Regions from separate parts of the Homo sapiens genome. Here region 2 is linked to region 1. The links are chromatin loops, found by intact Hi-C in ENCODE. Cell type or tissue: ascending aorta. All regions are shown on one strand. Each heading gives the region's core, and the rest is flanking DNA. Links, peaks and the distances in the headings are about the cores only. Region 1 overlaps CRADD (CARD and death domain containing adaptor protein). Region 2 overlaps LOC105369912 (a long non-coding RNA gene).

Evidence for each region. Peaks named below come from ENCODE experiments on the same cell type or tissue, not always from the same donor. Only the 100,000 strongest peaks of a DNase experiment are listed, where the experiment ranks them.
Region 2: a loop joins it to region 1, with 2.3 times the contacts of the local background. A loop is called at or near these places in 3 of 110 quality-filtered maps.

What each region holds. Positions count from the first base shown.
Region 1 is chr12:93,823,646-93,835,215 of GRCh38, forward strand. All of the region lies in intron 2 of CRADD (CARD and death domain containing adaptor protein), which reads left to right. It also overlaps the pseudogene RN7SL630P. Among named protein-coding and RNA genes, the nearest start is that of CRADD-AS1, 92 kb to the left of the region's middle. RefSeq lists enhancers at 738-1,473, 988-1,282. In ascending aorta, for the core only: a CTCF peak has its summit at 5,590 (motif pointing left); a DNase peak (open chromatin) is centred at 2,076; H3K27ac peaks cover 1,798 bases.
Region 2 is chr12:93,966,526-93,978,095 of GRCh38, forward strand. LOC105369912 (a long non-coding RNA gene) reads right to left here. Exons shown (of 3, transcript XR_001749263.2): 3 at 3,151-3,324. Among named protein-coding and RNA genes, the nearest start is that of PLXNC1, 180 kb to the right of the region's middle. In ascending aorta, for the core only: no CTCF peak of the experiment used is centred there; DNase peaks (open chromatin) are centred at 6,292 and 6,556; H3K27ac peaks cover 2,018 bases.

The sequences.
Region 1 (11,570 bases), core at 2,017-10,016:
TCCATTGCTGTTCTCATCGTGTCTAACTTTGTCTTTTTAGAAGTAAGGTATTTTTCCTTGCCTGTGGTTCACGCAGAAGTGGAGATAATGATTGTGTTGAGAATTCAGGGAGAGCCTGCAAGTAGGTAATAGAGGTGGGAAGTGGAGTGAGTAATAGTCAGAAGAGAAAGAAGCAAGGCTGTTGGAATGGAGAAGTCTAAAGAGACTGTACTAGAAGGAACTCGAATCATTAAAACCTAGCTGCACAGGCCGGGAAATTGTCAAATATCAGAGAGTCTACAGTTGAAGCAGCTTGGGAACAACTCTCTGCAGTAAAAATGCTGAGTTGTGGAGAACACAGTGACCCAAACTGACAAAATAATGAAATACATGGCGTTTCCCCAGTGAATGGAAAGCTGCTTTTTACCGTGTTCCAAAACACTGGCTCCGTTTGGTGTGTGTTTTGTTTTTATTTGTAATACCCTACTTTGATGTTTCCTGGAAACTCTCCTTTGAGTCTGTGAGTTTTGGTGTAAGCTCAGTGGCAATGTTACCCTCACCTCTAGGCTGCTGTAGGACACACCCCGGTCTCATTTTCAGTGTCTCAGCATACTTTCCAATGCTTCCAGTAATGGATTGTGCAAAACACAAAGCCAAAAGCAGATGGGACATATGTAGATAAGCTGTTTCATTTTTCATCCCTATAATTTCCTAGGTTTGATAGCACTTCAATTTTCTAACCATAAAAGCTGCTTCTGTGCTCTTTGGAAAACACACACACACTCATACACACACATACACACACACACACACACACTACCAGGAAGCAGGCTAAAAGAATATTACATGGGGTTTTTGTGTTGTTTTGCTTATTTCTTTCCTTTTAAAAGAAGTACCTTGCTGCTGGAAAAGAAGTCAAAAAATTGCTTTGAAGAGTATATTTACTAGAGTTCAGTTTACTTAGGGAACTGTCGTGTTAACACCGAAGAATGCATTAGAATGCATCATTCTATGATACATTATCCGAGCTGAAGCTGAAACCTAGCCTTCTGCCGAGTGGTATTCCTGAAGCCAGTCACTCTTAGAAGTGATAATGTTTATTTACCAGAACTTTAAATGCTGATTGTGGTGTCTGTGTCTCCTGCCCAGGGGGAATGGCCCTTCTGTCCATGGAATGTGATAGCCCAGCAGGAGGTAAAAGCTGCCCCTGGACAGAGTGAAGCATGCAGAGGGAGGCGGAGTGAATTACAGCTGTCTCTTTGGACCACCCGTCTTTTTGCCAATTAAATGTTTACATTATCTTTTTGCTCAGATAGTTTTCACAAGTATATATTCATTAATACATGGGGCTTGTTCCAAATCGATCATGAAAATAAGTTTTTGCTGTTGGTATTTTTTGTTAAAGTACATCTAACCCCAAAACTATTTGATGAGGGCAGTTTCCCTCAGGCTGTAAAATGAATTAAGGGAGCACTCTTCTCTGTAGTCATTTTCTTCCCGCGTTGGTTCTAGGCTCAATCATTTAGATGTCTCTGGTATCTGCATAGTCTGGGAATTATACTTGAACTAGCCCGAAATTACTGCCCAGTAATCCTCTTTCTCACTCAAGAGATTTGTCAACATTCATCTAACCAGAGACTTAGCAAGACATAGAGAATCATCTAGAAGAGCACTGACTCTGGAGCCAGAAAGACCTGGAGCCAGACAGGCTCTGTCACTTACTAGTCTGAGTGATTTGGGGCAAGTTATTCAGCTTCTCCAAATATTAGTGACCCCTTGGGAGAAGATGATGGTGATACCTATCTTGTGGCGATGGCTTTAAGAGTAAAAGTGTTTCCTTTGTTTTCCTTTCTCCTTGTTTTAAAATGATAGGAGGAGGGAGCACACTTATTTCAAAACTCTCTGAACTGGAAGGGGCTGTGTTGGAAACTGTTTCTAAGCTTGGAATGGAGCATGTGTCATATTTGTCATACAGCGGAGAGGGAAATGACTTCTCTTATTTCTCTTCTCTGTTATCCACCCAATAGCTAGGAGATAAAACATAGGGCTGGCTAAGCCTAGGAGAAGCACAGCAGTATTAGGCTATGAGAACCTATTTTGCTTAACCTCTTTCCGGCAAAAGGTGGAGCCACTGACACCAAAAAAGGGCAAGCAGGATGTCCAGTACCTCTCTCCCTAACTTTTCAGACCCTTTGATGCCACAGAGGAAGACAGGCATATCGGCAACATGGCCTCCTCCTTCCATCTCCCTGATGGTTTTGTCTTCCCCATTAATACAAGCACAGTTCCTTTTAAATGAACAAAAAGTGAGACAAATACATCCCTAGAATCTGACAAGTATTTTTGGAATTCTGTGCTTTTATTTTCTCTTCTACCTATAAAGTACATGAATGGCAGGGCTGAACTGTCTTCAGGAAAATCTGAAAGCCCGGAACTTATTAACATGCTTGACACCTGCCTCTATGAGGGACTTCTGAAGCCAGAGATATTCTTTGTAACTGAGGTCCATCTGTTGCACAGATTTTTAATTCAGATATTCTTCCTTCTCAAGCCAAGGCTGAGAGAGCAGCCAATTTTGTGGAAAGATTTCTTTAATAAGAAATGAATAAAACTATCAATGCTAAATAAAATAGACCGCTGTGAAACTTGGGTTAAATCCCACAGGGAAGAGTATGTGAGATTAACTGCATTATATAACAAAACCGCCTTTAATAGCTGGCACGATTCTTTTTGTTGTTCCAAGGGAGAAGCAGCCAAGACTAGAACCAAAGCACATGATATTATTTTAAAGTGCTGCAGCCTCTGGAATTTTTCCTCGGAGAGATGTCAGGATCCCAAGTCTTCCTGTGATTTATAGTTGTTTTAAACGTTTAATACTTTTTACATTTTCAAAGCTATATCCTCTGCTTCCAGCAGCCTAGGGGTGTGTTTCTGTTGCTTTGAAAGATGATTTCCAAATGGGAAGTTTTAAAACTGTGCAAAAAGGAGGTCTTACAGTACCGGGTGTTTGAGTGATTTTTAAATGGATGAAAGGGAGAAGGCTGTAAGGCAGGGCCCACGGAGTCTTTTTCTCAGCTCCTTATGATAACCCAACAGAGAAGTGGCTGGAGAGAACTTTCAGAGTATCACCATCTTCACACAGCAAACATCGCTGAACCAGACACTCCCAGACCTCAGCGAGCTCACTGTCAGGTATGGCTGGCAAGCAAGTGTTAGGTTGAGCCATGTGAAACTGCCATTGTTGTAGACCAGAAATGGTAGAATATTGGCAATTTCAAATGACTCAACCTAATAATTAGATGAAAACTATCCACAGTGATCAAGACTGTGATGGCCATCCTGCAGTATTCTGGGAGAGTCTAGGGAACAGGACCTAACCCAGTGAAGTGGGGCCAGGGACAAGAAGGGGACAAAATAAACCCAAAAAAACCCCCAGCTTTATTGAGGTATAATTGACATACAGTAAACTGCACAAGTTCTTAGTATGTAATTTGATGTTTCCACACACTTATACACCCATGAAACCATTGCCACAGTCAGAATGATGAACCTATCCAACACTCCTAAAAGTTTTCTCATGTCCCTCTATAATTCCTTCTTCCCATCACCCCCATCTCCAGGCAAACACGGATCTGCCTTCTGTCATTATGTGTTGGTTTCATTTCCTAGAATTTCACATAAATGGAGTTCTACAGCATTCTCTTTTGTCTGGCAACTTGCACTCCGCATAATTATTTTTAGATTTGTCCATGTTGAAGTGCATATTAATACTTTGTCCCTTTTTAATGTAGGACAGTATTTCATTTTGCAGATATGCCATAGTTTGTTTATGCATTCACTTGTCGACAGACATTTGTTTCGTCGGCTATTACAAATAAAGCTGCCGGGAACATTCATTTACAAGTCTTTGCATGGACATGGGCTTTCTTTTCTCTTTATTAAACACCTAGAAGTGAAATGGCTAGACTATATGGTAGATGTATGTTTAACGTGTTAAGTGACTACCAAATCATTTTCCAAAGTGTTTGTCCCATTTTATGATTCTATCAGCAGTGTATGAGAGTTCCGTTTCTTCCATATCTATGCCAACATTGTCTTCAGTCTTCTTTATTTTAACCAATTTTATTGTGGTAAGAACACTTAACATGAGATCTACACAATACAGTATTGTTAAGTATAGGTACAATGTTACAGATCCCTAGAAATTACTCATCTTGCATAAATGAAAGCATACCTGTTGAACAGCAACTCCTCATTTCCCCCTTCCCCCAGTAGTGGTTCCCTCCTGGCAACCACTATTCTCCGTTTCTATGAGTTTGACTATATTAGATACCTCAAATAAGTGGAATCATGTAGTATTTGTCTTTCTGTGACTGGCAAGCATTCTAATTTGAGTAGAGTGGTATTGCATTGTGATTTTAATTTACATTTCTCTAGTGAGTGATGTTGAGTGTCTTTTTAAGTATTTATTTGCCATCCATGTATCTTCTTAGCTGAAGTGTCTGTCCAAATCTTTGCCCATTTAAAAAATTGGGTTATTTTTGTTAAGCTTTGAGAATTATTTGTATATATATATGTATACAAGTCCTTTACAAGATATGATTTGCAAATATTTTTTCCTAGTCAGTGGTTTGTCTTTTAATTTTCTAAACAGTGTCTTTCAAATAGCAGAAGTTTTAAATTTTGATGACATCCAGCTTATCAATTTATTCTTTTATGGATCATGCTTTTAGTATGGTGCCATTTTAAAGAAGTCTTTGCCTAAGCTAAGCAAATAATTCATCTATGTTTTCTTCCAGACGTTCCATAGTTTTAGGTTTTCCATTTGGGTCTATGATCCATGTTGAATTAATTTTTGTGTATGATATGGGGTATGCCTTAAATTCTTGTGTATGTCTGCATGTGTGTATGCACATGTGTGCTTGTGCGTATGGAGAGTCAGTTGTTTTAGCATCACTTGTTGAAGAAACTATCCTTTCTCCATTGAACTGCCTTTGCACCTTTGTCAAAAGGTTTCCACATGGGTGTAAATCTATTTCTGAACTTTCTCCTGTTTTATTGATCTATTTGTCTACCTTTTCACTAATACCCACTGTCAATTTCTATAGCTTTAGGATGTCTTAAAATCAGGGAGTGTAATTATTCCAGCTGCATTCTTTTTCAAAATTATTTTGGCTCTTCTAAGGTCTTCACATTTCTTTATAAATTTTAGAATCAGCTTGTCAATTTCTATTTTTAAAAATATGTTTGGATTTTGATTGGAAGTCATTTTGATCGGGAGTGATTGAGCTTTCCAGGGGGATGTGTTCATGGGAGGAAACACATTTTTATATGTGAACAACTGGCATTTTAAGACCCATACAGCATTTAAAAAATTTTCCACAGCCTTGCTCCGAAGTTTATTGAAAACCCATCTGTGAAAAATAGTGTTATTTGATGCCAAAGGATACAAGGAAAAATAAAATGTTCTAATTCTGGTCCTTATTTCCTATGATTTCACCTTTTTTTTTTTTTTCAATGTCATTCCAGAGAGAGGAAAGACAGTTATCTCAGGCAGTCTTTTACCCCTGGGAAAAGACCACAGACACATGGGAGGGTTTGTGCTGCCTTGAGTGAAAAGAGTCTGTTTTGTTATGCTCTCCTTCCCCCAGCTGGCTGGAGGCTCATCCACCAAGCTTTAGACTATTATGCTGTGTAGGATTTTCTACCATTATCTGGTACAGGAGGCAGAAATCAAACCCCTATAAGGCTTGCAAGTTCCTGGACCCGGGAGATCAGCTCAGTGACTGGGCTTTCTCATGCGTGGTAGGAGAGTGGATGCTGGGGGTAGCCAGGATGAGGATGGCTCTGGTGAGCTGACAAGCAAAGCTACAAATCTGGAATTTTGTGAAACCTCTCAATTTTTAAATGCTCTTTCTGTAGTTTTTTGAACTGGACAGGCCAAATGAAACACATCTACGGGCCAAATTCAGTCCATTGCTACCACTGTGCAGCCTCTGATGGATGGGCTCTTTTATTTGCTTTTAGGGTCAGCTCTTTCATCAGCTCCCTAAAGTTTTGGTTTTTTGTTGTTGTTGTTGTTGTTTGAGATGGAGCCTCGCTGTGTCACCCAGGCTGGAGTGCAATGGCATGATCTTGGCTCACTGCAATGTCTGCCTCCCAGGTTCAAGCAATTCTCATGCCTCAGGCTCCTGAGTAGCTGGGATTACAGGTGCCCGCCACCACACCTGGCTGATTTTTTGTATTTTAGTAGAGAGGGGTTTTCACCATGTTGGCAGGGTGGTCCTGAACTCCTGACCTCAGGCAATCCGCCCACCTCGGCCTCCCAAAGTGCTAGGATTACAGGCATCAGCCACCACGCCCGGCGGTTATTTCAACAGTTGCTTATGGAGCACTCCTGATGTGCCAGGAAATGCTGGGTGCACAGGAAATTGACCAGTGGTGGGGAGAGCCTGCCACGGGTTCTAGAGGCTCCTGCTTCAATGTGGAGCTCAGGCGTGGCAGAGAGAGGCATCCCAGTGCCACCACCTACTCTCACCTGAATCTGCCCCTTCCTCGAATCTTCGCTGTCACTTATTTCAGGCCCTCCAAGAAGAGGATGGCTGATTTACGCTTGGAAGGCTCCCAGAAAGCTTCTTCGAAGAGATGACATGTGAGCTAATTATTGAATGTAGAGTAAGAATTAGCCAGCTGAATCTGCTCTAGAACAGTGTTGGTCAAACCTTGCTACCTGTTAGTGGAACATGAAATCAATTTAAAATAAAAGAAGGTAGCAGGTAGTGAAGGTAAGTATTTTTTGTTTTGTTAAACTTTTTTTCAGTCTCTCTCACACACACATGCACCTGCTTCTTTTAAAGGAAACTTTTAAAAGAAAATTTTGGTTAAACATATATAAAAACAGAATCTGGAAAACTGTTTGATTTTGAGAATGTTAACAAGGAGATTAAAAGAATATTTATTAAGGATAAGCCTATGTTATTTCTGCAGTCCTTTATAAATATGCCCCTTCACCTGCTTATTTGCAACACTAAGTAGGTACTGAACTAAGTAGGTACTGAATACTTGCTAGGATAATCATCTGCAAATCACTCTATTACTGACTGAGCTCCACAGTAATCATGAGACTAAGCAAGTGACTTTAATTCTCTTGACTTTATCTCCTTCATTGAAATAAGTGAGTTGGTCTAGAAAAGGTCGTGTTGAAGCCTAAGTTTCACAGAGATGCTTTAGACAATCTCCAAACAATTTACAGAAATAGCTAAATTTGCCCATTTCTGTATCGTTAGCACCTAAAATGTACTTGGCAATATAGCAGGCCTCAATTAATATTTGCTAAATCAATATGTCTGTCTTCAGGGTGCCATTGTATTTTATGTGAGATTGGGCATATTTGAATTCACTAATAAAATTCTTCACTGAATTCTCACTTTAGGCACAAAATTTGAAACATTGCCAGGCACATTAACCTGTGCCTGGAGTCCCAGCTAATCAGGAGGCTGAGGCAGGAGGGTCACCTGAGTCTAGGACTTCTGGGCTGTAGTGCACTATGCAGATGGGTGTCTGCACTAAGTTCGGCATCAATATGGTGACCTCCTGGGAGCAGGGTCCACCAGGTTGCCTAAGGAGGAGTGGACCACCCCAGGCCAGAAAAGGAGCAGGTCAAAACTCCTGTGCTGATCAGTAGTGGGATTGTACCTGTGAACAGCCACTGCACTCTGGCCTGGGCAACATAGCAAGACCATGTCTCTGAAGAATGAAATTTTTTAATAATTTTTTTTATTTGAAATATTGCAAATCCTAGAAAATTAAAAACATATCAAGAATCACACAATTTCAAAGCCAAATGGGATTCCCATCTGTGAATCTGCATGGCAGCACCTCCTGTGCTTCGTCAGGTTAGTTTTGCATTATGTGCAGCTGCACGGGGAATGCAGCTGCTACCCAAAATGCAACTGCTCCACAAGTGTTTTAAATTACTCTCTTAAACGATACTTCTTGGGATCTGCTTCCTACCAGACATTGTGCTAGGGGCTAGCTGTGAACAAGAAAGATACAGCTCTCATCTTCCTTTAACTCTTAGTTCACTGCGGTATATGCCACATGCTTTCATGCTGAGTTAATACCTGCTTGCAGGTTAGCGTCTTTGGGTAGACCCTGTGATCAGGCTTTGCCTGCATCTGTCTGTATCACATGCAGTCAGGTCACTGATTTGGAAGTGGTCTGTTTGATTGATGTGGATTCTGTGAGACAGTCATCTTCCTTGTTCCTGATTCCAAACTTGTGTGTTAATGGAACCAAGTTTGCTGTCAAGTTTTTGGTTGGTTTTGGGTTTTTTGCTAGGGTGATAGTGTATTTGCAGTCAGTGAAAACATCTGAACCTTTCCTTCTGAACAGCATTATAGCCAGGTTGAAAACATTGTATACATTTATGATTGATTTTTTTAACTTGATGATATCACATTTATCCCATGACAAATCTTGTTAGGATCATTCCATCAATCTAATGAAGTTATTTTGATTCTTAATATGTCAATCACCATATCACTGCCCCTTACAGCTTTGGGAAGACAGCAAATTTAAAAGCCTGCCTTCTCTCTCTCTTCCTAGGATGCTAATAAGAGAACTGAAAGTTTCATTTATAAGATTGTTGTTGAGTCACAGCTTTGAAGGATTTTGCTTGGTAAATTTGCGTGACATCCATACTTTTTTCATTTCTTTGGTCTTACTGCCAAGCCACTCAACACAGCTGAACTCCATGAAAGAAATATGCTTTTGATGCCTGAAGTCAGCTGCCTTCTTAGCGTTACTGATAATCTTACCCTTCTTCTAGGCAGGTTTGGCATTAATAAGGAAAACATAAGTCCATCAGAATTGTTATTTTATAGTTTATAATATGCAATTGAAGCTTCTTAATCTTTCTCTATACTCTTTATTACTTAGTAAACAGCAGCAAAGATAATATCAAGGAACCATAGGCCACCTTGTTTTCTTCAGCTTTAATATCTGTTTACATATTTATATATTTGATATTGAAGATGAAACTAAAGTTATAAGTATTTTTAAACAATTTTGAAAATTTTGGAGAACAATCATCAGTAGGAAATAATTACGTGATTAAGGAGTTCATTTTCCCTATTTAGAAAAGGGGGAAGACTGAAGAATGCAAAATATTATGTTCACATATACGACTTCTATATAAAGGAATCTTAAATGTCTTTTGCTAATAACCTGTGAAGAAGCAGTGTTGTCATTAATGTTGAACTTACAATAGTTATCTGAGCATTTTGGTAAACAGACAAGGCACTTGGAATTTTGTCTCTCAACATCTGTACTCTGCTTTTAACTTCAAAAGGTAGTTTTGAAGTACATGTAATTTTTGCCATCTGCCACTGAATTTGTGATTTAGAAATATTAGAAGCAGGGCCACATTATGACTTTCTTGGGCTGCAGGCTCTTTTGCCTTTGTGGCAAAACTTCTCATGACTTTATTGTGTTACACAAATGCTAAGTGTTCATTATAAGGAATCCAAGGGATGTAGAAAAGTAAAAAGAAACAAATCATAAATTCTATCATTTAAAAATAAGCCTCATTAATATTAAAGAAACGTTGTGTTAGATACCACCCTAAGCATGTTTGCAGATGGGAAGATAGATGGATGGAGAGATAGATATGCTTTCAAAGAAGAGTGATCATATGATACAGGCTAAGTTTTTATTTATATTTATTTTTTTGAGGTAGGGTCTCCCTGTGTCACTCAGGCTGGAGTGCAGTGGCACTCTCACAGCTCACTGCAGCCTCCACCTCTCAGGCCCAAGCAATCCTTCCACCCTGGCCTCCCAAGTAGCTGAGACCACAGGCATGCACTACCATGCCTGGCTAATTTTTTATTTTTATTTTTGTACAGATTGAGGGGTGTCCCTATGTTGCCCAGGCTAGTCTTGAACTCCTGAACTCAAGCGACCCTCCCCCCTTGGCCTTCCAAAGTGTATAGGCATGAGCCACTGCCTCAGCTATACACACTAATTTTTAAATGTAAAAACCATTACACTTAATTTTACCTGATTTTAACTGGAGAAAACTAAGTGAGAATTAAGGAATTACTGAACTTTGAACAAACATTTTTTCACATAAAAATGTTATTTTTTCCCCCTCTATGGTTAAGTAAAGAGATAAGAACTTGCTGGTTTTCATTTTGTGTTTTTTTTTCCAATTATGTTTTTGTGGTAGGCACTGTTGCTGTTCACCCAGTTTTCTTCCTCTTCTGGGATATAGGAGAATCATATTTGCTCAGTCTCTTCAAGTTAGATGTGACCTTGTGGCTTGCTTTAGTCACACAACATGAGCAGAAACGACCATTATGGATGAATGCATTTAATTACCGGGTCTCCAGTCTCACCCTTTCTTCTATCACCTTGGTGAGCCTGGGTGCTCATGTTAATGTGGTGGGCGCATAAGATCAACACAGCACAGAGTGCAGAGCCGGCACGTGAAAGGCACAGCCCTTACCCCCATGGGCCTGCAGTGCAGGGAGTATGAGCATGAAATGAACTCTTGATCGGTTAGGTCACTGAGACTTGGGACTTGTTTTTAACCATAGATTACTTAGGTTATCCTGATGCTATCATTTTCATACTAGACAGTATGGACTTCCTTTCTGCCATGATAAATAAGGTCATTAAGAACTTTCACTCTTTTTCCTTCCTTCCTTCCCTTTAGATTTTAGTTAGTTACATTGCTGTTTTCACATAGTCAAGTATATAATATTTACATTCTATTCTATAATCTAGCTTTGATTTTGATTAGTTATGTTATTTTCATATAGTTGAAGTATATAATGTTATGTTCAGTTGTTTAAAATTAGTTTGGTTTTTTTCTTTTTTGAGACGGAGTTTCGCTTTTGTTACCCAGGCTGGACTGCAGTGGCACAATCTTAGCTCACCACAACCTCTACCTCCCAGGTTCAAGTGATTCTCCTGCTTCAGCCTCCCAAGTAGCTGGGACTACAGGCCTGCGCCACCACATCCGGCTAATTTTGTATTTTCAGTAGAGACGGGGTTTCTCCATGTTGGTCAGGCTAGTCTCAAGCTGCCCACCTCAGGTGATCCACCTGCCTCGGCCTCCCAAAGTGCTGGGATTACAGGCGTGAGCCACCATGCCCAGCCTAAAATTAGTTTTATATTTAAATGAATTCAGTGCCCAGTACTAATCTTTTTCCTATGGCTTTCCTGGTACTGATATTGAGGAACAGATCAAGGGGCTTAGTGGAGACTGCCTGGCAGAGGGGAGGGGTATTTTATCATTTGCATTGTTTAGAATTGCCTGCACATGGTGATGTGAAAAACAGACAGACTTTTAATGGTTTTGTTACTAATTTAAAATTCTCTATAAACACTGCATCCTTTATTGCCTGCATCTGAAGCAAACCATTTTCACTGGCCCCCCCATTGGTATGCACTGCTGATAGCTTTATTTTATGCATTGCACTGACTAGATTGTCAAGACTTTTCAAGGAGGGCTCCTGAACGATGAATTTTTTAGTTTTTTTTCATGTTCAAGAATATCTGATGATTACCTTACCTTTATACTTCAA
Region 2 (11,570 bases), core at 1,838-9,837, 140 kb after region 1:
GATTTTTATAAGGATTAACTTTATTGTTGTGAGGAATAAATGAGATATGTGAAAACTTAACAGTTTACCATCTGCCCCTTATCCCTCCATTACTCCCTCCCTCTTTCCATCCCTCCATCCCTCTATCCTTTCCTCCCTCCTTCCATCCCTCCCTCCCTTCATCCTTCCACTCCTTCCTCCCTCTTTCCATCCCTCCATCCCTCTATCCTTTCTTCCCTCCTTCTATCCTCCCTCCCTTCATCCCTCCACTCCTCCCTTTCTCTTTCTATCCCTCTATCCCCCTATCTTTCCTCACTCCTTCCTTCCCTCCCTTCATCCCTCCACTCCTCCCTTTCTCTTTCTATCCCTCTATCCCCCTATCCTTTCCTCCCTCCTTCCTTCCCTCCCTCCCTTCATCCCTCCCTCCATCTCTCCATCCCTCTCTCCCTCCCTTCATCCCTCCCTCCATCCCTCCCTCCCTCTTTCCATCCCTTCATCTCTCCATCCCTCCCTCCCTCTATACTCCCTCCCTCCATCCCTCCCTCCCTCCATCCCTCCCGCCATCCTTTCTTCCCTCACTCCATCCCTTCATACCCCCTTCCCTCCATCCCTCCCTCCCTCTTCCCATCCCTCCATCCATCCCTTCCTCCCTCCCTCCCTCTTTCCATCCGTCCATCCATCCCTTCCTCCCTTTATCCCTCCCTCCATCTCTCCATTCCTCCCTCCCTCCCTCCATCCTTTTCTCCCTCTCTCCATCCCTCCCTCCTTCTTGTACTAAGAAAAACATGGAACTCTCTTGACTTTGATTTTCTTTTCTGCCTACCTTCTCTCTCCATGAAGTTTGACTACAATGAGATTTTTAACTCCCTAAAGAATCTCTCCTTCAAAGGACATGGATTATAGAGGAAAGAGCATTTTCTTAATGCTCTGTTAAAACCACCTATAAAGAAATCGCTCTATAAAATGTTGACGTCTCCTAAGACCTCACAAGCAATTTTTAGATAAAGTCATCACCCAGAATTTTGAATTCACTCTCAAGGATCAAAGCATAGAACCACACCTGAAGTAAATTTAGAAATAACAACCACCACAACTAGTACTCAGTGAGGTTTTCCTTGTGCCGAGGCTATCTCATCTCTTTTAATCTACCCAGCAGCCTGGGGAGAAATGTACTGTGATTACCCCATCTCCCGGTGAGAACCTAGAGCTTAAGAAGCAGGACTCGACTGCAGGACTGTCTGATTCTGGAACCCTCTGACACTTTCCTGCACGGATTCCCAGCATTTATGCCTCTGTCTCTCTGTTTTGTACTTCAATCTGGCTCAAGTCTAGGCCTCTCCCTCTCTTGTCACAGCTCTTTAGGATTCCTTGTGGCAGCCAGCCTGGATGAGTGTGCCTAGTTTTTCTGTGAATTCTCTCTACTTCATAACTGCTGATCTCGTCTTCCCACCTTCTTTCTTTCAAGTTATTCTACATTCCACATAGATTAATGTTGCTGAATTTACATGTTTTTGTATATCACCTCAACTCAAAAAGTTGTACTAATCCCCCTGTTTAAGATGTCAGATCCAGTTCTGCCTTTTATTAGCTGTGTCTTTGAGCAATGTAATGAATTTTTCTGAGTCTCAGTTTTCTTATTTCTAAAATGAAAATGCACATCTGTAATCCCAGCATTTTGAGAGGCCGAGACATGCAGATCGCTTGAGCTCAGGAGTTCGAGACCAGCCTGGGCAACATGGTGAAACGCTCATCTTTACAAAACATACAAAAATTAGCCGGGCATTGTGGCACACACCTGTGGTCCCAGCTACTCAGAGGGCTGAGGTGGGAGGATCACTTGAGCCTGGGAAGACAAGCCTACAGTGAGCTGCAATTGGGCCACACTGCACTCCAGCCTGGGTGACAAAATGGGACTCTGTCTCAAAAACTAAATAAATACAATTAATATGATGATATCCACTCCATGAAGTCATTAAGAAGATTAGACAAGGTTGTCATTCTGGACAGGTGAGGCTGTGCTGCTGTGATAAACAAGCCCTAAAACTCCGTTGTTTTGTTGTAACTCCTGCTACATGTGCCTCTCAAGCTCCTCATCTTTACTTCGGGGCTCAGACTGACAGAGCAGCCTTTATCTGAAATGTGGGCAGATGTGGGCCAGTGAATATGAATGCTACAATCTCCTACAGAAAATGCAGAGCAAACACCCGCACAGTGTCTGACGCCTGGTACGTGCTGAAGGAACGTTCTCTCCTTGGAGCTCATCCTCAAGTGGGAAGTCTACTACACCAACGTCTAAACCTTTATGGGAAGCCTGTTCCTGCAAGATGTGTGAAGTTCAGACACCAACCATTACAATCTTCTTTCAGCGGGCTTACACTGTTGAATGATTAAATTGTTCTTTATGTCTCCTGGCTTCAAAAACTGTGTGGGTTACTACATCTGTTTCCTGGGGCAGCCATACCAAATAACCCCAAACTCAGGGGCTTAAAACAATGGCAATTGATAAACTCACAGTTCTGGAGGCCAGAATCGAAAACGCAGGTGTTGGCAGGGCCACACTCCCTCCAGGGGCTCTCGGGGGAATCTGTTCTTGGTTTCTTCCAGAACCTGGTGGCCAGATCACTCCAACCCCTGCCTCTGTGGTCGCATTGCCTCTTCCTCTTCTGTGGGTTTCCTCTGTGTGTCTCCTATAAGGACACTTGTCATGGTATTTAGGGCAGACTCAAATAATCCAGGATGGCCTCCTCACCTTAAGATCCTTAATTTAATTACATCTTCCAAGACTCTTCTTTCAAAGAAGGACACATTCACAAGTTCTGGGAATTAGGACATGGGCATATTTGGGGAGGGGGACCTCCAATCAACTCACTACTATCGTCAAGTGCATACTCTTAAGCAGTTCAAAGTTCGCAACTCGGTTATTTTTCACCTATTTTAGAAAGAGGTTGATTTTACACACCACATTGTTCTTTCAGTGACCGACATCTTATAAAACCCAGAAGTAAGTAAAGAGCATTTATTGCCATGGTAGCCAGTTTTGTCACTGAGAAACAGCCCAATGTATGTTCACACTGTCGTATTAGGAAAGCAAAAAGAGTAATTATATTAAAATAAAATACAGCTTCCTCTCTTCTTTCTTTCCTTTATTATTTCTGTGACTGACAGTCTATCAGATGAGGCTTTTTTTTTTTTTTTGCTGAGGTTGCTCATACAGACCATGTTGATGTCTCTAGAGGTTCTGCATGTAAGGAAAGCCAGATTTTTCACCTTTGACAAAAGTGGAATTTTTCCATTTAATTCTGCATTGACTAAGGTCTTCTGGGAGATTCTGTGCAGTCTCTGTACCTGAAATGCAAAGTCATTGTGAAAGAAGCTCTACGACAGAATAAAAATTATTACAATTCCAAAGGAGTTGGCCTATAATTAATTGTATTTTAAAAGGAGTTTCATTTGCTTTACTGCTTTTTTGGAAGAATTAAATGTAATTTGATCTCTGGGAGAAAATACCAACCTCTTCATGTATATACTTGTTTTGTTTTTTTCCTAGCATTTGGTAAAAGTTAATGAGGCACATTTTTTTGGTATTGTTAGCACAAGTCCTTACTCTTGGTGTGAAAATATATTGACATTTGCTACCGTTTCTATATCATGTGTAAGTGATAGAGGAAGGGAAAAAGAGAAAGAATAGCAATTTGTTGTCATGGAAATGAATTAATACAAAACTGGTGGTTTGTACTATGACTTGAGATGCTTGGGAAGGGGGAGGAGGAAGAATGATAACATCTATATGATCACAAAGCCAAAATTCTTAGAGAAATACTGGCAAATATCTGGAGTGATTTTTATTCCCCATCTATCTAAACCCCTCACATGTTAAACCTATGATGATCTAACAGAACCAGACAAGGCCCTAAGAACTTTCACGTCTCTGAGCAAGGCACAGCCAAGTGCAGTGTTGGTAGATTCTGCATCCAGTCTCCGCATTTCTTGGACAAGTTTGACTCCAACTTAGATAAAAATAACAGAGGCATTTTTGGGCGGGCACAGTGGCTCACGCCTGTAATTCCAGCACTTTGGGAGGCTGAGGTGGGCAGATCACGGGGTCAGGAGATCAAGACCATCCTGGCTAACACGGTGAAACCCCGTGTCTACTAAAAAAATAAAAATACAAAAAATTAGCCAGGCATGGTGGCGGGCACCTGTGGTCCCAGCTACTTGGGAGGCTGAGGCAGAAGAATGGCATGAACCCGGGAGGCAGAGCTTGCAGTGAGCCAAGATGGCGCCACTGCACTCCAGCCTGGGCGACAGAGCCAGACTCCATCTCAAAAAAAAAAAAAAAAAAAAATACAGAGGCATTTTCAGCAGCTCCCCTTCACTTCCTGCAATTAGATTGGCTGCCCAATTTCCACTAATGCCCCATTTTCTGGCAAGTAAAACCACCATCACGGGATTAACGAGAATTACAAGTCAGGTTTTAGGCAGAATTATCTTTAGGCATTGACCAGGGCACATTTTGACCACTCCCTTGCAGTTGCTAACTAAGAGTCATATAATAGCACACTGACTACCTGCACCCATCTGGAACCCATTATTCCTATAGATAGAATCTCTGACAATAGACCATTTTACCCATGAATTGCTTAGGGCGTTTTTCAAATCCAGCAGAATGGCTGACGCCAACAAATGTAAAGACCCTCACCAAGGAACCAATTCAGCATAGGAATGCGGTTTCTTCAATACGCTGCCTGTCCCGTGACTTCACCCTTCACTTCTCAACAGATCAACAATCCCTACACGTTAGTCCATCACCTGTACAGACTCCTTAGAAACAGTATCCCCAAACCTCTTGCGGAGATGGATTTGAGGTTTTTTCTCATCTTCTCCTTTAGCTGTCCTATGATTATTAAACTCTTTCTCTGCTGCAACCCCCAGTGTCTCAGTATGCTGACTCACTGTGCATCAGGCAATGAACCTATTATAGTTACAGAAGGACTGTAAATCACAGAGTTGTCCCTTGTGGCCATGTCTGGACTATTGACCCTAGCTCCTAATCTACTTCCAGCCATTGGATCAGGGGTGGAACCTGGCTTAATTTGACCAGTTGCAGTAATTTGCTCCTTTGGGCATGGTTCATTGGTCCTGGAGTGGCCATCTGAGACAAACCAAATTAACCACGATTGTTCCCCAGAACTTTTCAAACTGGAACTAAGAAAAGAGAGCTGGTTTCATTTTGGAGGTGAAGATGTGGGCTCTGAGGCCTGGAATCTAAATGTGACCATGTGACCTACCTGTTAAAGAGATCATTTTAAGAGAATGAAGCATGGAGTGGCAGATGAGAGATGGGGAGAAATTCTACTGGCAGAGAATGTAAGTTCCCAATTCAGTTGTCCTCATAGTCCAGCTGCACTTCACATCTTCCCGCAGTTATGAGAATCCACCTCCAATAAATTCCCATTGCCTGACTAAATTATTTAAAGATGGGTTTCCATGCATAGAAATCAAAAAAAGTTCTAACTGGCTGGGTGCTGTGGTTCACACCTGTAATCCCAGCACTTTGGGAGGCATTGGTGGGTGGATCACTTGAGTTCAGGAGTTCGAAACCAGCCTGGGAAACATGGTGAGACCCTGTCTCTGAAAAAAAAAAAAGTTTTAACTAATATACCTCTCCTTACCCTTTTTGATTGTGACTTAAAGTATTCTCAGTTAAGTTCTAAGCATCTTAGGAGATGCTAGAGGCATGGGTGAGCCAAATAAATGAAGTCGCAGAGCCCCGGCATATTGCTGTGTTATGTGAGGCCAGAGGAAACCCAGGGAGTTCTTCAATGGGAATATTCTATTTTGATTTGCTGAGATCTGCTGAAGGCTCCTTCTTGGGTTAAACACAAGTATTCCCCCAGCTTGCAGAGACGTTTTTGTTTTGTTTGAAAAAGTACTGTATCAAATGCAGTCCTTTGGTTGGCAGAGCTCCTTATATATCTTCTACATCTCTTGTGGCACTTTCACATCCATTATCACATTTTTACCTCTTAAGCGTTCCTAGAGGTGAGTGAGGCCAAATGGTACATTACTATTTTAAAAGGAGGAGGCAACTGCATTCCAGAAGGATTAAGTGTTTTGTTGAGAGCTACTGAGTTTGTCCAGGACAAAATCAGCCTGAAAATTGGGTTTCCTGACTCTCAGGATTTAATCCGTGCCCTACCCACATTTGACCAAAAACAAATGAGTCTTGCGGCTTCTCTGGTTCTTAGTCTGAGAAGGCAAAGACAAGGGGCTGGGAAATGCCCCTCCAACTGGCCATGTGGACTTGTAATAAGCATGTAAATACCATGCTGGGACATGGCGGCAAGGCTCATTTGCTGCCTTCTCACAAAGTGGAATGGGAGAATTCGTTGCACGGTATTAACCAATTGGTTGCCTAGTAGTCTGGTGAAGTGTATTAAGGACATTACCAGAGCAATGTAAGCTAAGGCCAAGGAGGACAGTCTGACCAGAGGAAGACCACAGAGTATGTGTTTCTACATTTACATATGACTCAGGAGAGTTTGGCATCATAGCTGGGACCATTTTCCAAACTGAAAGAAGGAATTTCTCTACTTGCGAGGGTGGCTGGGCAGGCTCCATGGAGACAGAAGTTTGCCTGCAGAATTACTTGGCTTTGTGTATAGCTAGAGGTGGTCAACTACACTTCCCCTTCCAACAGGCAGCCAATTGGAGAGGGCTAGGGTTTGCAGATGGCTCTTCTGCTCTTCTCACCATGGCCCTGGCAAAAGCAACCATTCAGACTCCATTTGTGGTGAAAGGAAACACAGTTGAAGGGTATGTTTTACCAGGGATGAAAACCAAGTGAACCCAGGAATATATCGTGAGGCTCCTTTTTTCAGCTCAAGGCCCTGAAAAGAAAACTGAACTTTGTTGATAGTATTTGACTATTGTTCGTGTTTAAGGGCCTCCAAAATTTGGAAATGGGGGAAACAGGACTGACTTTTTAAGTGCTTAACTGTAATAACTGTAGTATTGGACTAAATGTGAAAGATCAACGGAAAAAGACAGGATGACTTCCAAAGCCCTTGGACTAGCTGGGAGTGGGAGGATGGTGGTGCAAGGGGAGGCAGTGGTTGGGATGGGCAACTGTGGAAACAGAGAAAAAAGACAGACACAGAGACAAATATTGGTGGTGCTCATTCAAACACTTCCCAATGGAAAAGAAGCCTTAGCCAATGGATTTTGGGGGTGCAATGCCACTCCTAGTGGGTAAATGTATCTAGAGGGGTATAATAGCTCTTGTGTTTGTGCCTTCACATTCTGTCTGTAAGACTATCTCTGTGTGACATGAAAGATGTACTGAGTAGCTTACTTTGCTACTGCATACCTTTGGCTTATCCAATTCTCTTTGATCTGATGTCACACTCAACAAGTAATCTCCTGATTACTGTTTAGCTCCTACAGGGAAAGAATGTATTGATCCTAGAAACTTCGGATATTCTTGTCCTTCTAAAGATGGTTTCTTACGAGAAGTGAATAACTTGGCATTCTGATGTTTTATATCAGCCTTTTGAATGTAATTAGCATGAGCCTGCCCTGAGAGACGCATGGCATGATGTGTTGACAAAGTCAGGTCTGAGCTCACCAGTCTAATTATCCAACTACTGATGATTGTAAATTTGTAAGGTAATAAATGATACACTGTCAGGCCATTTGGGAGACGGCCGGCCAACCTTCCCACAGTGGGGTATCCTGATATCACCCTGTAACTGAGAAATCACATTTGGAACTTTAATACAACCCTCTTTGAGGAAGAAATAGCTACAGCAAGGTAAAAATAGAGTGTTAGTGATAGGAGGTAGGAGTGGTGCTAAAAATGTTTATGGCATGAATATAGTAGCCGTGAGAATGTGTCTCACAGACTTCCAACCACAGGGAAGTAGCTGTGCTCTGAAATCTATTGTTATATTTGCACCGAGGCCACACTTCCAGTGGGTTGCTCCCAGTGACTGAGCATAGCAGGAATACTAAAGCGGGCCCATTCCTGGGAAACAAAAGACTCCTCTGATGGCTGATGTTGGCATGAGAACTCCCCAGCAGCCTTGCCAAATCTCTTCTAGATTGCCTAGCAGTCTAGAATGCTTCCAATCAAGCTTCCTTCCCATGCTCCTTCTTGGGGTCAGATTTTCATCATGCTCCTTACATATTTAGTCTTGTCTTTTCAAATTCCCTAAACAATCACAATGAAAAACATTGGATGAGATGTGAAAGGTCAATGGAAAAAGATAAGATGACTGATGACTTCCAAAGCCCTTGGACTGGCTGGGAGTAGCCAGGATCTTGCAGGAAAGAGATGGTATACTCAAATCGGGATACTTTGAGTACAGTTAAATAAAGGAATTGTTTTCAAAGTTATGGGCAGGGTATAGAGAAGCCACAAGGGAGAGTGTAGTTGTTCATGAATAGCTAGGTACAGCTCTCCACCCTAGGCCTGAAGGAGCAAGGGGAGAGAGCAGTTACTGAAATCCCAAGATTAAGAGGGCTGTGGGTAGAAGCTTGCCTTAAAGGCGCTAGGATCTTTGTATAAGGAATGCAGCCCATCTGCAGAATCCCCAAATGGAGTTGCTAAAGGAATCAAGACCCTTGCTTCCATGTACTGTCTCTCTCTGATCTCCTGCTTGCAATTGGCCCAGCCCAACTGGAAGCTGCAGGGAAATGAGCCTATTGATACCTCATGCGTTAGCCTCATGCATCCTACACAGGGAGAGAAAGGTGGAGAGTGGATCTGTAAAGGCAGGTGGGATGTCTCCAGCCGCAAGACAATGGTGCGCTTTTATGTGGTAGCAGCGAGCCTTCCCTTAAGGCTTTCCTATGGCAGCAATGACAAAAGAGAGCCCCGACCTGGGAAATGAAAGACACAGACTCCACTGAAGATAGTGTTGCGTGAAAGAAACAGCAAAGACTGTGAAAGAAATTCCAGCCCTGGTGTTCTGCCTGGACCTAGACAGGACCTAGCCCTGGATTGAAAACCGGAGCTATTGGTTTTTAGGCCTTGGGATATGGTGCTTTCTTCAGGATTGGACTCATGAGATAGTCTCCAAAGAGGTCAGTAGGTGGGAGGATATCTTTTCAGCCCAGAATGGGCTAATAAGATAAATTCAGAATTAAACTGCGACGACTGCTCAAAAACACAGAAAAGAAAAGGAACTGGATGGAAACAAAGGGAGAGCCTGCTGCTGGCATCTTTCTTTTTACCACTCTCCCCTGGGAGGTTTGTCCCTGTGGCATTGCAGTCTCAGTTGGAGACTTCTTGGAGGGAGCAGCAGAGCTTCTTGAGTCTAAACTGACATTGAAAAAAGGCTCTGTATTACAAGAATACATCTGAATTCATCATGGAAGTCAAGAGGAAAATGTGATTGAGGGAATTCCTAAACTCCACCCTGTCTCATCATCCCACGTCCTTATCAAGCACCATGTTTTATGGAGCCTTCCCCTGTCTCCTGGATCTGCCTACTCCTCTTCATTCCCATGGCCACTGCCTGAGGCCAATTCACCATCCTATTTGCTTGGATTACCACAATGGCTGCCTCACCAGTCCCCCTGCCTCTGGCCTGACTGAAATGTCAGTCAGGATGCTGTTGGCTATGAGAAAACTGTGACTAAAATTGGCTTGCTGTTGCACATAACCACAGGTTCCTCGTAGGGGCAGGCTCCAGAACAGCCCACCAAGGCTCTGGCCCTACTTCTTTCTGCACCTCTTAACCTTAAACTCACCCATGTGGTAACTTCATCAGGCTGGTAGATTGATAACCACATCCATTCCTGGTGTCATATCCGGTCTCTACAAAGTCCAGAGGTAGAAAAGTCCATCTCTTCTTGTGTGCTTCACTTATACAGGAGGAAACCTTTCTAGAAGCCCTCAAGGAAACCCCCCTAATGCATTTGGCCACCCAGAAGAGGGGGATTTCTAAACAAGCTGGGAGTTCTGTTAGGAAGGAAGAAGGTGGCTGCTACATCCATTTTTCTACACAGCAAACTTAATGATCTTTCTAATGCAGAAATCGATCATATCATTTTTCTGCTTAAAGTCCTTCAGTGGCCACCACTACTCTCACACAAAGCCCAAATGTCTTACATGAGCATATGAGGCCATTTTTACTATGACCCCTGTCTACCGCCCCAGCCTTACTCCTCTCCCTACCCTCTGTCCTGCAGTCATGCTAAACTGCTTGCATTGATATAAACAAGCCATGTTCTCCCCTCTTATCAGTTGCTTCTTGGCTTCTGCTGTTTCCTTTGCTTGGAGAACACCTTGCTTCTTCTGGCTTACTTGGGTCATTTTGGGAAACTCCATATAGATACCAGTTCTTCTCAGGAGGCTTCCCTTGGCCCTGCTGTGTGCTTACCCTTATACTATCCCTTGGCCTACCTTGGCCAAGCCTTCCCTTGGCCCATCTTGTGCCTACTCTTACACTATCTGGAGGTATTCAGACGACCTATTTGCCAACCCGTTTCTCTTCCCGGACTCCAGGCCACAGGAGGGAGAAGTCTGTGTGCCTACTGTAAGGAGCTGTCTGGTGCCTTAGGTAAGACTCAGTTTCTAGCATCAGACAGCCCGGATTTGGTTCTTGCCTTCAACTACTGTAACTAATCATATTCAATTACTATGAGTAACTAAGGTCACTAACTGCTTTGAGTACTCAAGGTAGTTAGTGACCTTGGGCAAGTTATTTAACTCCTCTGAACTTTTGTTTCTTCATCTATAAAGCAGGGACAATAACACTCACTATCTCATGCAGTGATTGTGAGGGTCACGTGGGATGATTTGTGTAAAGCACTTAGCACAGTGCCTGACACCAAGCTGGTGCTCAGTGAATGTTAAGCTGAATGGTGATTTGGTGAACAGAGCTGAGTCTCTCCCACTGTTCTGGGGATGTTAAAAGCACTCTGATACACGTACCTGGATACAGGGCTGCCAAGGCTAATCTTATATACATAATTGAGGAGGATGTAGGGATATGTTGGCTTCTCAAATAATTATTATACTAGGCTATGTTGCTGAATTCTTAATCCTGCCATTACAGATTGACTATTTCATGTTAGCAATCAATCAATATTTACTAAGAAAAAAATTCTTGATAGTGCAGTGGCAAACTCACTCATTTCCTGCTCCAAAAGACATGGCCTTGTCCAACTAGTCAAGCTGTAGACAGCAAGTGCTCTTGGACTTCAGAGAAGATCTCTACATTGAACTTGGAGGATGATGATGACATTTAGACAGATGGAGATGGGAGAAGAGGACCCAGACAATGAGAAGAGAAGAGGCTGGAGAGCTCTGTGCATGGCAGAGGATAGCATATGAACCTCTGGTGACCAGAGGGTCTTGCAGGTACGGACTTGGGGATTTTCCCTTGAAAAATGTGAATTCACTTGAATTGATATTTTATCATAGAATTGTAGAACCAGAAAGGAATTTTAAATCCCCTTATTTGAAGAAACTGGAGCTCAGAGAAACTAAATACTGGGTCCAAATTCACCCAGTTAGTTGGTGAGAGAGAGAGAGAGACTATAAACCAAGGTTATCTGACCCCAAATCTAGACTTTAGAGC